2 separate regions of the Mus musculus genome follow, and region 2 is linked to region 1. Evidence: chromatin contacts called from ENCODE Hi-C or POLR2A ChIA-PET data. All regions are on one chromosome and are shown on one strand. Each heading gives the region's core, a stretch centred on a gene start or an enhancer-like site at or near the end of the contact. The rest is flanking DNA. Distances are from core to core; before and after follow the strand shown.

Evidence for each region. A loop is a pair of places that touch in the nucleus more often than their neighbours do. ChIA-PET counts read pairs that join two places held with the same protein, here RNA polymerase II (POLR2A).
Region 2: a loop to region 1 is called in a map of T-helper 2 cell, with 2.1 times the contacts of the local background. The contact joins the promoter of Cd27 here to the promoter of Lag3 in region 1. A Hi-C loop is called at or near these places in 1 of 37 maps with a recorded cell type or tissue (T-helper 2 cell). POLR2A ChIA-PET finds 5 or more read pairs at or near these places in 1 of 5 experiments (embryonic stem cell).

Annotation. Positions count from the first base shown.
Region 1 is chr6:124,909,098-124,916,997 of GRCm38, forward strand. It overlaps Lag3 (lymphocyte-activation gene 3), which reads right to left and starts at 2,608. Exons shown (of 8, transcript NM_008479.2): 1 at 2,197-2,608; 2 at 1,667-1,814; 3 at 1,007-1,299; 4 at 129-392. The coding sequence starts at 2,254. It overlaps Ptms (parathymosin), which reads right to left. Exons shown (of 5, transcript NM_026988.2): 2 at 5,821-5,892; 3 at 5,538-5,616; 4 at 5,311-5,369; 5 at 4,578-5,135. The coding sequence ends at 5,085. A230083G16Rik (RIKEN cDNA A230083G16 gene) reads left to right here and starts at 7,766. Exons shown (of 2, transcript NR_152158.1): 1 at 7,766-7,900.
Region 2 is chr6:125,233,059-125,240,958 of GRCm38, forward strand. Cd27 (CD27 antigen) reads right to left here and starts at 3,969. Exons shown (of 6, transcript NM_001033126.2): 1 at 3,699-3,969; 2 at 3,415-3,546; 3 at 1,457-1,636; 4 at 1,196-1,258; 5 at 584-703; 6 at 1-373. The coding sequence starts at 3,834. The coding sequence ends at 252. It overlaps E130112N10Rik (RIKEN cDNA E130112N10 gene), which reads left to right. Exons shown (of 2, transcript NR_015604.3): 2 at 5,603-6,876. Mir8113 (microRNA 8113) reads right to left here and starts at 1,754; the gene lies at 1,626-1,754.

The DNA of each region.
Region 1 (7,900 bases), core at 1,358-3,857:
TTTGGACACTGAAACAAAGTGATGTGGAGTGAGACCACACGCAGCTGAGAAAGTTTTGGGGGTCCATGCATGAGTCAGGAGAGGTGGTGAGCAGGAAGGTTGTGGTCAAGGCTGCTTAGAAGAGTTACCCAGAACCTTGAGGTTGTACGTGATGGAGACATTGAAGCCATCTCTGTAGGTGAGGACACAGCCCCAGGTCCCAGAGTCCAGGGGGCTGACTTGGGGCAGTAACAGGAAAGTTTCAGCTAAAAAATGACGCGGTGAGTTGTAGACAGGCACTCGGTTCTGGCCCTGGAACCAGTGCACAGAGACTGGGCGGTCAGGACGGCTGAAGGAGCAGTTCAAAAGGACCCAATCAGACAGCTTGAGGACTCCTGAGGGACTAGCAATCACTGTGCAAAAGTTAAAAAAAAAAAAAAAAAAATCAGTCCAATAGATGGAAATGCTTTCTCAACGCAGCCGGCCAAACCAAGCTGAAAAACTCATAGAAATGGGGCATTGCTTTCAGATTCTCCACACACCCGCTCATTCCAAGTCAGTTCTTGAAACCTGGGGATGTTTATGGGTGGATCTCCAAGAGACCCGGGACTCTTTTCCACGGCCTCCTGCCTCTACTTTACTTGGCTTTGGGCAGACCTGGCCTAAGGACGAGCTACAGATATCTTAGATGAATCACTCTAGCCCCCCAAAGAAGAGGTGCTTCCCCATCTCTACCTCTACAAGGGATGGCACTCCCGCAGTAGGTGGGGGAAAGGGAGTTGGAAGGGGGTGGGGTGATACAATTTCTCCATAGCCCCCTCATCCCCGCCTAAAGGCGAGCGTTTCAGGGGGCACTTTCCAACCTGCCTTTCCATCCTGCCATCAGGGGGCCATCCCTTCTTCTACACTTCTGGAGGTCCTCAGACAGGGTCTAAATCACAACCCCTAGCCATTGCTCTCCCTGCCCCGGGGGAAGCAGGGATCTGCTTCCCAGGCCCTCTCTCTCCCTTTGTCCGGCCCCACCTACTCGAGGCCTGGCCGACGCGCAGGCGGAGACTGCAGGAGAGGGCGCGGTTCGGGAGGCGCACGGTGGCGTGGTACTCGCCCGCATCGGTGCGCAGAGCTGGGCGCAACCACAGAGAGAAGTCCCCGCGCTGGAGGCCGCGCTCCTCCAGCTGCACGTGGGGATGCAGGGGCTGCCTCCCGCTGCGCAGGCCTCCTGGAGCCACGCTCAGCACCGTGTAGCGACCGGGTGCGGGTTGTCTAGGCGAGGGCATCCCCTGGTGAAGGTCAAGGGCCGGGATGGGAGTGGGTTGGCCACTGGTTGGGGAGAGAGAATAGGATTGAGAAATTTGATAAGGCCACGAAGAAGATGCACTCAAGCATGCTTTGAGGATAAAGTTAACCTGCCTAAGAGACCTCTTGACCGTCAGCAGCCTCCCCTCTCCCCCATAACTACCCCTGTCCCCACTTCCGTTGGTCTTCAGCACTATCTGCTACTGGAGAGGTGGGGCACTACAGGATGCCGGTGTGTGGGGAGCAATCCACAGGAAGGCTGTGTGGTTTTAGAGGACACTGAGCTACTGGCTTTAGAGGGGCTCACAAAGAGGACAAAACTGGCTTGGACAGGGTTTTATCCATTAGGACAGGATTGGGAGGTTCTGTTGTTCAACTTTGGAGTTCATACCTGTCTGGTTGATGTTGCCAGATAACCCCTCCTCTTCGTAGAAAGTTAGGATCCAGGTTGGGGGATTTGAGGCTGCAGGGAAGATGGACGGGAGCTCCCTCCTGGGCCCACACCACGGGGAGCTCTTTCCCAGGCCCTGAAGACACAACTAGTGGAACAAAAGAGAGGCCAAGGGCATTGAGCCAAGAGATTGGAGAATAGAGAAATGCCCTGGCTTTCCTAAGAAAGAAACATCATGCCTCCCTGTTGAAGGGAGGCTGAGGCAGCTTTGGGATCTGCCCTTATACAAAGTGATGGTGCACGCCTCTAATCCCAGCACTGGGGAGGCAGAGGCAAGTGGATCACTATAAATTCAAGGCCAGCCTGGTCATCAGAGCCAGTCCCAGGACAGCCAGGGCAACACAAAGAAACCCTGTCTCAAAACACACACACACACACACACACACACCCCTCCCCTCAACAAAAGCATTGGAATATCACCACAGCTAAAGAGACAGCCATAGAGGTCCCTGCTGGACTCTCCACCTTACCTGGAGCTTCCCAAAGCAGTCCCAGAAGCAAAAAGCCAAGGAGCAGGTCCTCCCTCATCTCCTCTATGGCCCGGGCCTCCCCAGCCCTCCAAGGGAGGTTAGAAAAAGGTCCTGGGAGGAGAGAGAGACAGACAGACAGACAGACACACACACACACACAGAGAGAGAGAGAGAGAGAGAGAGAGAGAGAGAGAGAGAGAGAGAGAAGTTCTACAAGGAGGAGGTGAGGCGGAGGGAAAGAATGTAGGGTGAAGAGGACGCCCCAGGAGTGGGGACTGGAGACAGCAGGATGGATAATGATCAGAGGCCCGGGCTGGGACCCAGAGCAGAGTGCAGGCAAACCCACTGCAGCTAGCTAGAACTTGAGCTGCTCCTCCAGACCCAGTCCTTCTGCTTCTCCTCCCCACTGCCCGCCCCCCCAGACCAAGGCGCGGGGTTTCGCTTCGCAGTGGAAAGTGTGAGGGGGCTGATTCCCAGCAGCCGAGCCCTCCTCTCGGTGGTGGCACTCCCCTTGTTTACTTCCTCAGACTCGGGTCTCCCTACCGCCCCCTCTTCACCTCTTCCCCCTCTGTCTCCTCTCTCTCTCTCTCTCTCTCTCTCTCTCTCTCTCTCTCTCTCTCTCTCTGCCAAGCATTTCTGCCTAGAACTACAGCTGTATCTTTAAGCTTCCTCTACTGTCCCCACAGTTTCTTCTTGACTTGCTCTTTCCCATTAACACTGAAAAAAAAAAAAAAAAAAGCCACTGTCCTACAGTCTGCCTGCCTAGCCTTTCAGCATCTCTTGGACAGGTACTCAAGAAGTGTCACCATACCACAAGTTACCAGATCTGGGTAAGGGCTCAGTGGAAAAGTATAGTAGCCACACGGTGTTAACCTTCATTCTATGCTACATATAACTGTATTATACATTTTCCGTAAAGCAACTTGTGAAACTTGATGCGCGCCCCTTTTTGTACAGATTTCGGGACTTGAGGCTCACAGGCATTAAATAACTTGCCAACATTAGGAAGCATGAAGGCAAAAGCTGTCTAGTCCTTAACCCTACTTGCATTATGGGATGGCCTTTCATCTTCTAGGAAGATGACACTGAGAAACTTGGTTTTATGTGTGTGTGTGGGGGGGGGGGGGAGTTCGAGACAGGGTTTCTCTGTGTATTCCGGCTGTCTTGAAACTCACTTTGTAGACCAGGCTGGCCTTGAACTCAGAAATGCGCCTGCCTCTGCCTCCTGAGTGCTGGGATTAAAGGCATGCACCACCTACCACATTCGGCTGGGAAACTTGTTTTAGATGTCTACTTTTATTTATGTGTCTGTATACATAAATTCCCCACCCTGTGTGAATGCTCAGAGGCCTGAAGAGGGTGTCAGATTCCTTGGAACTGGAGTTACAGGTGTTTTGGGAGCCGCCCCATCTGGATGCTCGACATCAAACCTAGGTCTTCTTGAAAGGCAACAAGCACTCATAACTGCAGAACGGCCTTTCCAGCCCTGACAATAGGATGTTTTCCTGTCTTCAAAACCTCCCTCCTCCCCAAGATTCTGTACTTTAAGAAAAAAATGAAGGCAAGGGTCTATGGAGATGGAATAATGCAGGAATCTTATAGCAAGGAAAACTCAAGAGAGACCAAGGTGTCAGCAACAGTGGCATGTGTAAGTCAAGATTTTGGAAGGTGGGGTGAATTGAAGCTGGCTTGCTTGGGCCCATGAGTTCAGGGTCATCCCTGGCTACAAAGTAGATGCTATGCCAACAAAATGAAACTTAAAATAAAAAGGGAAAAAGACCTTTAATCCCAGTACTTACTAGGCAGAGGCAGGTGGCTTTATGTGAATTTCAGACCAGCCAGGGCTGCGTAGTAAGACTATAAAACAAGAGGAACTGAGGCAGGCTAGAGGAACCCAACAACCTTTGCTCCCCAGCTCAGCTGAGCTGAGAAAATGAAGACGATGACAAGGAGACAGGCCTGATAACTAACTCTGGAGTCTTTTGCCGCCCATGTATGAGAACTCTGCTTCCCACGAGTCAAAAATGTGTCCATGCTTGGGAGTTCTCTTTCCAAACTCTAGGTTGAGACATGGGCCTAACAGCCTCTTCCACCTTGGGGGCAGGACTTCCTGTTTCTATCTGCCTGGTTCAGCACAATGGAGCTGGAAGCTTTCCACTGGGCTCAGCAGAGTCTAGATCTTACGTGAGTTAACATGATATAGTGTGCACTGCTGAGGAGAAACCTCCCCAGGAGCCCAAAAACAGGACGTATGTCAGCCCCCAGAGGAAGACCTTGAGCTCCCACTCCGAGGACTGGCCATGTCTCTTATAATCTGGGTATGAGGTCAGCCACGCCCTCTACACCCTTTCATGCACTGACCGGACTGCGGGAAAGCAGGAGACGGGTTAAAAACAGAAGCGCGACCGTTTCTTTATTAAATTATACAAAAAGGGGAGGGGGCAGCTTCGGGGCTTGGCCCCAACCCCAGCCCCACCCCGGCCTGGCGCTGTCTGAGAGGAGGGAATCTGAGGGAGACCCAGGGGTCAGGCAGGAGAAAGAAGGGCAGGCTGAGAGGCTCGGGGTGTAGAGGGCAAGGAGAGGCTTCGCAGGGACCGGAACATATGGGATGGTGAGGGAAGGCAGGAAAGAAGAACAAGAATGCTAGGGCAAGTGAGGGCTGGCTGGGGAGCTCAGATGAGGCGGGTCAGGAGCTGGACCGGTGGCAGTGAGGGTGAAGGAGCAGTGTCTGGAGAGATGGAAATGAGAGGCTGGGTCAAAGGACAAGGGTCACAGCTCTGGGGCAGGGCCAGAGCAGGGAGCCAGGAGAAAGGGGGCTGGATTTGTGTGTTCCCGCCCCACCTCCAGGACCTGAGGGGCCTCCCATCCCCAAGCCCACGGGCAGGGGTTCATGCCGACGCCCCGTTTTCTGTCTTCTGCCTCTTGGGGTCTGCTTCATCCTGTGGAGAGGATAAGAGTTGAAGTAGCTGTACAAAGGAGACTTCCCCGTTCCTGCTGGCCCTGCTCTGGCCCCTGCCTATCCATGCTACCCACAAGGACCTGGGTCCAAATCCAAAGGCCACCCAGCCCTTGATATATTCCTGACAGCCCCTCAGGCTCCAACCCAGCTCAAACCTCCTCTTCAGCAGTTCTCTTCCGCACGGGGCCTTCATCCTCCTCCTCTTCTTCCTCATCTGAGGAGCCAGAAACAAGTCACTGGGGAAGGTTGGGAGGCTCTGGGCACGCGCGCGCGTACACCCACACCCACCCCTTTCTATCCCAGTGTCCAGTCTTCAACTGCTCCCTGGCTCTGCTCTTTTGTGTCTCAACTTTGCAGCCCAGCCTTCCCTACCCATCCCTACCTTCTTCATCCCCTTCATCATCATCCTCTCCATCCTCTGCAGTTTCTTCTTCCTCTTCCTCAGCTCCATTCTCCTCCTCCTATGGGGACCAAGACAAGGGGTGATGGATGTCAAGCCAGCTGTGCTGCCACTCACTGGGTGGTAAAGGGGCCTAGGAGTCTCAGGGTAGGGAAGGAATGAGAAGAGGTCGAGAGAATGGCAGGACCCCAGCACCCCCAGAAGGTAGGGGGGCAGGAAGGATGTTTGGGCAAGCGCAGTCATCTTCCCCCTGCTGCCTTCACACCTCCACTACTTCTTTCTTCCGTTCTTTCCGGCCGGCCTTCTCCTCCACCTTGTCCTTCTTTTCTTTCAGGTCCTGCAAGACAGAAGGTCACCTTTCTCTCAGCAAGGATGACAGACAGCCCTCGAGTGCTTCCAACTCTGCAGCTAGGTCAAAGGTAGTAAGTGAAGGTGGCCATAGTTTGAGACACAACTGGAGTCCTCCGGTCCTTAGATATGGGCCATAATTGGCTGATACTAGAGACTTCTGTCCCCTAGGGCCCCCAGGGATGTGGGCAAGTGATGATAAGTGGCCAGAGTCGCTGAGGCTCCCACCCCATCAAGTTCTTCCGAACCTCCCCTGGCTTAAGAGTTGAGCTCCACAAAGCAAATCCCCCATCTGCTGGCAGCCTGGCTGCCCCACCCCCTCACCCTCTCTGCTTGCCCCCGCTCTGCCTTTTGTCTACCTCAGGGGCCTTTGCCTAAGTACTCTCTCTCCTGGGCATCACTCCCAGCTTCTCCGTCAGCTTCTGGGGTCTTTGTTTCCCTGCTGTGTCTCCCTAATCCTCCTGTTCCTACCTGGCCTAACGGCACAGGGATGTGGCGATCACCCTAACGTGTTCCCACATCGGTTTCTATCCCCAATCTAACCAGTCTCGGCGTTCCCTGCGCGCTCCACCTTCCTGCCGCCAAGGAAGGAGGAAGCACAACAAACAAGTGTGCGCCGGGGCGGGCGGGCAGGTGGGAGTTACCTGCCCAGAGTCCCTCCCACCAGGCTGTCTGCCTTCACTCCAAAAGCCCAGCAGGTCCTATTCTATTCTGACAGTGGGTAAGCCCCTCTGGACACACCAGCCTTCCAACCCCATACAGATCCCATGTCTCCTTGGCAGGGGCCACCTTCTCCTCCGCTCTTATCTAACGTTAGTATGCAACTCTGTGTACACGATCCCAAGTGGGCCGGAGTTCTCCTAAGTAGATCACCCCAGAGGTACGTGTCCTTTCTAGAACAAGACTGAGGTAGAAGAGGTGCCAAAATGACTGGCCTGAGGACACTCCACTCCCTTCTCCCTTCAGGAAGAGCACAAAACACTTGGACCCTCTCACACCAGACATGGTTCCTCATTCTGATTTGTCGTTCCTTCTCTGTCACATGGTGGGTTTGGGCACTTGTATTACCAGGTGGGCTTTCTCATACACTCCCGGGCCAGGCAGGAACTAAGTCAGCTTAGCATGAGCCAGGCCCTGGCCTGAGTTTTCTACTGCGGTTGATGGAGGGGTGAGGGGAAGGGAGAGAGAATACCAGAGACCAAAGTCCACAGGGTTGGCCCCTCTCCTCCTGGGTCCTGTCCTGGTCACTGTCCTTCCATGATCTCTTGTCCAGGAGGGTATGTGACCTGCCCCCAGCTGCTAAGCAGCTCTCTGGCCTCTCCAGGGGCACAGAAGCTCACCCAGGCTAACACCAACTCACACATCTGCAGGGGAGCACCCACTCACTCTGTAGACACATGGCCCAATGTTTGGGCATTCTGGCACAGTCTCACAGGAGCACACTGTAGCCACTCACAAAGCAACAACATGCCTCCAGGACATCTCAGTCAGTCTCCGCATGCACACATGTAACTGACACGGGCGGTCCCACACACTCGCTGGATCTCAGACATACAAAGACGCCTACTCGGTGAAGTCACATGCCACCGCACAACCCACCGGAGGGCCACACAGGCACACCTTATCAGATCTCACATGTCCCCTCTTCCCACTGCCTTTCATCCTATCAGCTCCCTCCTTCCACTTGGACCTCGAGAACTATACTGCGCCCCCCCCCCCAAAAAAAAAAGACTGGGCTCCCAGCCCCCAAGCCTGGCCGCATTAATTTCCCTAAGCGGCACTCCGCAGTTTCCCTGGGGAAATTAGAGGAAGGCTGAAAGAGAGACAAGGGCAAAGGGATGAGGCCGGGAAAGGCAGCTGCTGAGAGCAAAGATAGCTTGACGTATGGTCAGGCGATGCTGAGCTCCAGCTTTTTCGAAGGCTCGTTTCTCCGTCTTTCTGATTTTTAGAAATTCAACATGAGGGGAGGCGATAATGGAAAAAAAATGGAAATCGGT
Region 2 (7,900 bases), core at 2,719-5,218, 330 kb after region 1:
TCCACCCCTGGCATGTAGTTTTGTCAGCTGGACGGTTTCACTTAGAGTAAGTGTGCTTTATAGCTAGAGCCTGAGTCTCCCCAGCTTGCTGGGCCACACACTGGGATCCTGCTCTTGTCCCTGTTGGTCTCAGAAGGGCAGTTTGTTGAGTATTCACAGGAAAGGGTTCTGATGACCATGACAGGGGAGCAGGCCACCATTGAGGTCTCTGTGGATGGCCCCTCGTCAGAAAGGGCCCCACCAGCACCCGGTCAAGGGTAGAAAGCAGGCTCGGGTTTCCGGTAGTCCTCCTGGATAGGGATAGCACTGCCCTCCTCTTCCCTGGGGCAGCTGTAAGGACAAGGCTCTTCAGGCACTGCCTGCCGGTCTTCATCTGTGCAAACACAATCGGTCAGCAGTGGAGAGAAGAAAGGTGAAGGGGAGAAAAGAGGAGAAAAGCCCAAGTGGAGGGCTGAGAGCTGGGGGGCTTGGGGAGTCTGGGGGAAGGACACTTGAGGAGCCAGAGTAGGTGGGTGGAGTAGGTGTGGGGGCTTTAGGTGTGGGTAGCACAGCTGAGAGACAGGAGGGAAGGCCTGTGTCTTACTTGGCCCGTGGTTTCTTCTTTGATGGAAGAACAAGATTGCACCCAGGACGAAGATAAGAAACATGCTGGAGAAGGTCACAAAGATCCGGATGCAGTCCGAGCTGCACAGGGGTCTATGGGCTGTGACGGGCAAGAGCACACCGAGGCTTTGGAGGGGCATCTCACCCTGGACCCTTAGCCCTGTCTGTCTGTCCTTTTCCTGAGTAACCCTGCCCCTGTTGGACCAGTCCTTTCTCTCCTAATCTCTAACTAGAGTCTGCTTCCCCCTCCTTTGCCTCCAGCTCTGTCTGTCTCTGTGTCTTTCTCGGAGTCTAGTTTAGTCCCTTGAGACAGGATTCCTCCCTGACCTGGAAGCTTGCTGGTTTGAGCTCTGCTGGCTCTGCCTCTGCCTCTGAATGTGAGGGCTACAGATACGAGCTTCCATACTCTGCTTGGTTTTCCCTGTGGCCCTGGGTATTATGTCACCCTTGTATAGCAAGTTATCCACCGAACTTTCTCCCCAACTCTGTACCCCTCTCCCTCACCCAGCACCTAGGGGTTTCCCATGGCTGTTCTTTTGGCCTCTTTCCTCTGTGCTTTCTCTGTGGAGTGGGGATTAGGAAGACAACTCACATGACCGCTGGCTATAGACAGTCGAGTTGGGAAGCTGCCTGTGTAGGGGCCAGGATGGCTTCTCTGGAAGAAACAGACAGAGCGAGTCACAAGCAGGAAACCTCCCAGGATGTCCCAGGCTTTCCTGTGATTTTGCAGGAGTCAGACAGGAGGAAGACATGCTGGCCCAGAACCTAGCTAGGGGTAAACACAGACTGGGCAGTGCTGGGTAGGCAGCCTTCTGCCTTGTCCCGACTGGGTAAGGAGCAGCCTGCTGCATACCTGTGCCATGAGGTAAGTGGGTGGGTGGTGGCTGTGGGCTCGGGGTCTCAGATGGCTGTCTGGTCAGTGCAGGGTTTAGAGGAGGGTCACACTCTGTACATTCCTGGTCCCTGCACTGCCAGTTCTTGGAACAGCTGCACTCAGCATTGGCAGTGACTGTGCAGTTGCGGATAAGAAAACCTTGGGAGAGAGGAGAGCCAGGAGAAACAGGACACCACAGATCTTTAGAGACCTGGGGTGTCTACTTGCCCCTGACTCTCCTGAGACCCCCGAGACTCACTCACAGGGTATGAATTTCTTCCACTCCCCGCGCCTTACCTATTTCCCCTCTGCCCCTCCCTCACCCCCACCTGCCCCTCCCCTGCTGTCACCTGCCCCTCCCCTGCTGTCACCTGCCCCTCTCTGCCTGCTACCTTTCCCAGGCTCAGACACAGAAACTGAAAGTAGAAAAAGATTATATGATTTTCTTTCCTACTCACTACTACTTTAAAGCTTTTAATTATTGGCAATCATATACTACCCACCTCTCAAGACAGGTTTTCTCTGGGTAACAACAGTCCTGGCTGTCCCTGAACTCACTCTGTAGACCAGGTTGGCCTTGAACTCAGAAACCTGTTTGCCTCTGCCTCCTGAATGTGGGGATTAAAGTTGTGCACCACCACACCTGCCCTTACTTATATGAAACTTTTAACACTTGGAAAATAATTCAAGTTTGGTTTAGGCACAGTGTAATATTTCTGTAGGACTTATCTGAAAGTCCCACAAAAGAAGACTTTTCTTGTTAGGTGTTTGTCTCAGACTAACCATTTGGATGGTTCTGTTACTAGAACTTACCAGCCAATTGCCTCCACATTCCAGAACATATTCTCTATTAATGTTATTAAAATCAGTTATGTATGTGTGTGTGTGTATATATATATATATATATGTGTGTGTGTGTGTATATATGTGTGTGTATGTATGTGTATATATATATGGGGTTTTTTTGCAACAGCAATTAAAGAGTTTTTTTTTTTCCCCTACACACAAAGTGCCTGCTCACTGTTAAAGGGGCCTCTTTAAATTATGCTATTCTAGTGTACGGTAACACAGGCCTCCCAAATCCCTGGCATAGGTGGGGAGGCAACAGGGGAGTTTGAAAAGAGACTGCAGATATCCTACCTCTTCCTTTGCAAAAAGTAGAAATGTATAAATTAAGAGAAATGATAGATCTACTTGCTTTCCTCCCAAAAGGCTTTTGTACAAAAAGGTTGCTATGCCCTGGTTTCTGGTGTTATTCCCCAACTCCAAATAAGAGCTGACCTACACATGTACACTGTGGGAACATAGACTGCTCATTGGCTGGACGTTGCTTTTCTGGAAACTGGGTTTCTGGAACTACCTTGCCCCTCCCCTGCACTCTGAGTTATATATTTTTCATTTTTCGTGTGTACTCATGGACACATAGGACGATCTGAGGACAACTTGCCAGTTGATTCTTTCCTTCTACCATGTGGCCCAGAGAGTAAACTCAGGCGTGGTGGTGGCAAAAGTACTGTTGCCACTTACTGTGCCATCTCCTTGGCTTTTTTTTTTTTTTTTTTTTTTTTTTGTGAGACAGGGTCTTGCTATGTTGTTCATCCTGGCCTTGAACTCCTATCATCCAGTGATCCTCCTGCCTCAGCCTGCCTTGTAGTTGGGATTATGGACGTGCGTGACTGCACGGGCCCTCATTCTTCTGTTGTCTGAGTCCTATCCATGGAGCCCTTTTTAGCCATCCCTCGAATTCTGCATATCTCCCATGAAACACTAGACCTCTCCCCACATGCCTCGCCCAAGGCACACCGGGTTTCAGCATGGGCTCCACTTTCCATGGGCCTTGAAGCAGCTGAAGCTCTCTGACTCCACAGCCAGCCCCTCTGGCCTTGCCCCCCGGACTCTTTTCTCAGTGCTGCCTTCCGCACCACTGCCCCTCTCACCAGAGTTACAATGCCTGCAGCTCTCGCAGTGGGGCCGGGTGTGGTAGTCTGGAGAGAAGGAGGTGCCTGGTATACAGGGATCACACTGAGCAGCTGTTCTGTCTTGTTCACAGTCCTTCACAAAGAATGTACCTGAGAGCAGAGGGGCCAGGTGGAAGTCCAGGCAAGGCGCTGGCTCTAGGCTCTGCAGGCTGCCTGACTTTGCTTGAGCTCAGCCTTATTCTGAGTACCTCCGTCATCTTAAATATCAGTCTCCCCCCAACCCTGCTGAGGCCCACTCTTACCTGGCTCACACATCCGGCAGCAGAGTCCTCCCCCAGTCCAGTAGTGTTTGTCTGGACAGCTGTTTGGGGCTAGGGTAGCTGAGAGTCCTACCAAGGTCCCCAGCATGCAGAGCCAGTAGGGAGGTGGCCATGCCATAGCTCCTGCCCAGGGAGATCTTTTCTGAGCCCCAACTGCTTGTACCGAGTCACTGGTGGCTCCTATGTGCTCTGGGCAGCAGCCACTGCGACTCCACTTGGGTGGTAAACCGACCTTTGAAGGCAGTTGTGGCTGTTTTGGTTTTCTTTGTCTCTCTCTCAGCAGCCTCCACCCCCTTCTCTTTTCCGCACTCCGGAGAGACTATGAAGGGGTAAACCCAGCTCTGCTGAGCTTCACAGACATGTGCCCCCCTTGGGCACCTCTCTCAGTAATGAATACCCACAGCCGCCGGACCTGTTGATAGGGATGGACGCTGGGTGCCCTCATCTGTCCCTGGCAAGTGTCCTCTCTCATAGCCCAGCCCTTCCAGAGGTGACCAGATAGGAGCAGATTACAGATTATTTCTGAAGCTCCTAGGGGCAGGTTAGTTTTAAAATCATGACATTTTCAGATTTTGCCTAAAACTAGTACCACAAAACACCCCATTAGAGGTGGGGTGACACGGCTAAGCACAACAGTTTGGAAGACGGTCTTATATATGCCAAGGTAGCCTCAAGGTTGCTTGGTAGCTGAGGATGACTTGGGACTTCTGATCTTTCTGCCTCCCTCTCCTGAGTGTTCCTGGTGTTGCAGGGTTTGCTACCAAGCCACTGCTGCTGGTGCCATAGCGCTGTGCTGCCGCATCCCGTTTATGTGGTACTGGGGATGAAACCCAGGGCTTTTTGCATCCTAGGCAAACACTGCTGTCTGAGCTATATTCCCAGCTTGGACACAGCACACGCAGCAAAGCTATTGCATGTATAAAGGGGAGGAGTCATGACAACCAGCCTTATATAACTGAGGTTTGAGTTTCTGGCTATACAAGCTCTTGAACATTGCATACAATTGAGGGCAAGAGTTAGCCCTGTGTTCCCTGTGTCTTTTTCTGTTCTGTGATATCAAGTCCCTTTAATCCTTGTGTGCACATGTGTGTGTGTGTGTGTGTGTGTGTGTGTGTGTGTGTGTGTGTGTGTGTGTAGGTGTTCATGCGTATGGAGGTCAGGGGACAACCTTGGTTTCATTCCTCAGGGACATCGATGATGATGATGATGGTGGTGGTGATGATAAAGAAGATGGAGATTATTATTTCTCACTGGCCTGCAACTTGCCTAGTAGAGGAGGCTGGATGACCATCAAACCCTGGGATCCTTTAGCAAAACAAACAAACAAAGAAATGAACTCAAAAACTGGGTTTTGGCGATCAGACTCAGGCCCTTGTACTTTCCTGACTGAGCTACCACTCCAGCCTGGTTTTATTTCTTCTTAATGCCAGCCTGTGACACAGATGTGACCCACTGCCTGGGGGAACTTTTGCCAAACTTCCTTCTTGACCTAATCCCATTTTTATCCTTCCTGCTTCTGGCTGGCTTGGTCACTAGTATCTTCAGGTACCTGAGCCATCTCTCTTCATGGCCCTGGGCACATGGGATTGAAGGTGGGCACCTACGTGGGCCATCATCTTAAGCCTCATGCTCCTCTGGGAATTCTGATTTGAGGATGCTGGAGTTGCTACACTGGAGAAGCACGGGCCATTGAACCCCCTCCACTCTTTCCCCTGCTGACTTATCTCAAGGATATGTCTCATTTGGGGGCTTCACAGTTGTTTCCATAGTGTTGGTGAAATGTCACAGCCCTGTGGTCGCACCTGGGGGATGTTAGATCTGTTCTTTCTATCTCATGCTTCAGCTTCCTGTCTCTTCATTTTTTCCACCCTCCTCCCTTTCCCCAGCCCCCACTACAGCTCTTCAAGGGTCCACTCGAGCCAGGAGCTGCAGCATGTTCTGTTTAAAGGAAACCACCCTCCACCACATGCCCAGCAGAGGCCGCGACAACTTTACAACGGAAGGAATTTCCTTCCTCATTCCCAGGCTCCAACATCTTCACCGTTAGTCATAAATCTGAAGACAGATGTCATGGGTGCGGGGAGCTGACGGCTGACCCTGTAGGAATGAATAGGACCTGGCGTTGAAGAACTGTAGAAAGAAAGTTGCTAAAAAGAGGCTTTGAGTGCACAGAGAACTTAACATCTTGGCCAGACCATGAGTTGTGTCCTCATCTAAAGCCTCCACCTCTAGGTTCAAAGTCTATCTTCCTCCACAGGCTCAGGACAGGGACAGGGCCTGCCTGGCTCTCCTGAAGTAACACTGGTGTTAGGTTTGCCTAATGTGGTGGTTTGAATAGATTTGGGCCCCATAGACTCATGTGCTTGAATGCTTGGCCCAGGGAGTGGCATTTTTAGGAGGTGTGGCCTGGTTAGAGTATGGCTTTGCTGGAAGAAGTGTATAGTTGTGGCTTTAAGGTTTCCTCCAATGCTCAGGCTCTACCCAGTGTGGATGAAAGTCTCCTGGCTGCCTTAGGATCAAGATGTAGATCTCTCATCTCCTCCCGCACCGTGCCTTCTTCACACTGCCATGCTTCCTGCCATGATGATAATGGACTAAACCTCTGAAACTGTAAGCCAGCCCCAATGAAATGCTTTCCTTTATAAGAGTTGCCCTGGCCATGGTGTCTCTTCACAGCAATGGAAACCCTAACAAGGTAGATATGAAGTGTACCGCAGAGGGCTCATGGCTGGAGCAGCAGTGCCATGGGGAGGTAAGCAGGCTTCATCCACGAAGTACTCCCTTGATGACTACATGGCTAAATAGGCAGTGGGGCCAAGTTAGAATTAGTGGCTCACTAGAATCAAGCCTTTGAATGGTGTGTCTTATCCTCATGGCCTTCCTTCCTCTCTCCGTCTCCCTCGGTGTCTCTGCTTTCTAGATGCTGTGAAGTGAGAGGACTCTGCCACACCCTTTTCACCATAAAGTTCTGCTTCACCACAGGCCCAGAAGCAATGGCACTAGTCAGTCAGAGGTTGACATCTCTGACACTGTGAACCGAAGTCAACTCCTTTCTCCTTCCAAGTTGTCTTCTGAAGTAGTTTCGCTGTAACCATGACAGCCAACGCATCACCTTTCATCTGTATATTCTCTTTATACTATAAAATTGGAACTCTTAAGCTGGACATGATGACATGTGCCTGTCTGAGGTTCTTGGTCCTCGGGAGCTTGAGTGGGAGGGGTCATTTAAGTCCAGGAGACCATCCTGGCCAGAAGCAGTGAGACCAACGCCCTCCCCCTCATACATGAACAAGCAATATAACCCCAAACTCCATACCTGCTAAACCGTGAGATCCCAATTCTCCTCTCCTTAGCCTTTCACATGCTTATCGAGAATTGTACCTCTTCTCTGAAGAAATGTTTATTAGGTCTTTTGCTTCTGTTCTAATCATCTTGATTTTAGTTACTGTTTCAGATACTAATCTCTTATTAGAAATATGTTTTTGAAAATATTTTAAAATAATTTCAAAGGGTTTGTTTATTTTATGTGTTTGAATGTTTTTATTCTCCTGCCCTGGTAGGAATGAAGATATCCTTTGGCTACAGAAATGACTGCAAAAATGGTCCCCCAAGAAACTGGAATTTCCCCAGGAATCTCATGCTGGGAGAAAGAAAAGGCCGAAGCCTGTGCCAGCCAGGAGGACCCTGTCTCTCGGTGTTGTTTACATCTGTAGACCATGCTGGTCTCAAACTCTGAGATCCACCTGCCTCTGCCACCTGAATGCTTGGGATTAAAGAGGTGCACAGCTCTGCTGGGCATATTAAGTGGTCTCAAGTGGAAGCAGAAGAACAAACAAGCAGTCATATGAGGACTCATTGCTGATTTGCAAGACGGAAGGAAGATGAGGGCAATGAGTTGGGGGCTGAGGCCAGGCCGTGAGCTGCATCCCTGGCTGAGGCCTCCTTTAGACTTCTGACTTACAGAACCTGGAGGCAGGAACTGAAGCAGAGATCACAGGGGGACAGCACTTACTGGCTTGCTCAACCTGCTTTCTATATAACCCAGAACTATCTCTCTAGCGACCACACTGCCCACACTGTGTTACGTTTTCAGCAATAGGGTCTTCACATCTGACTGTGGTGACAGCAGGAGCAAGGCTACAGCAGGTGCTGTTTTGAGGCCCTCTGGGAAGACATTTTTTGGA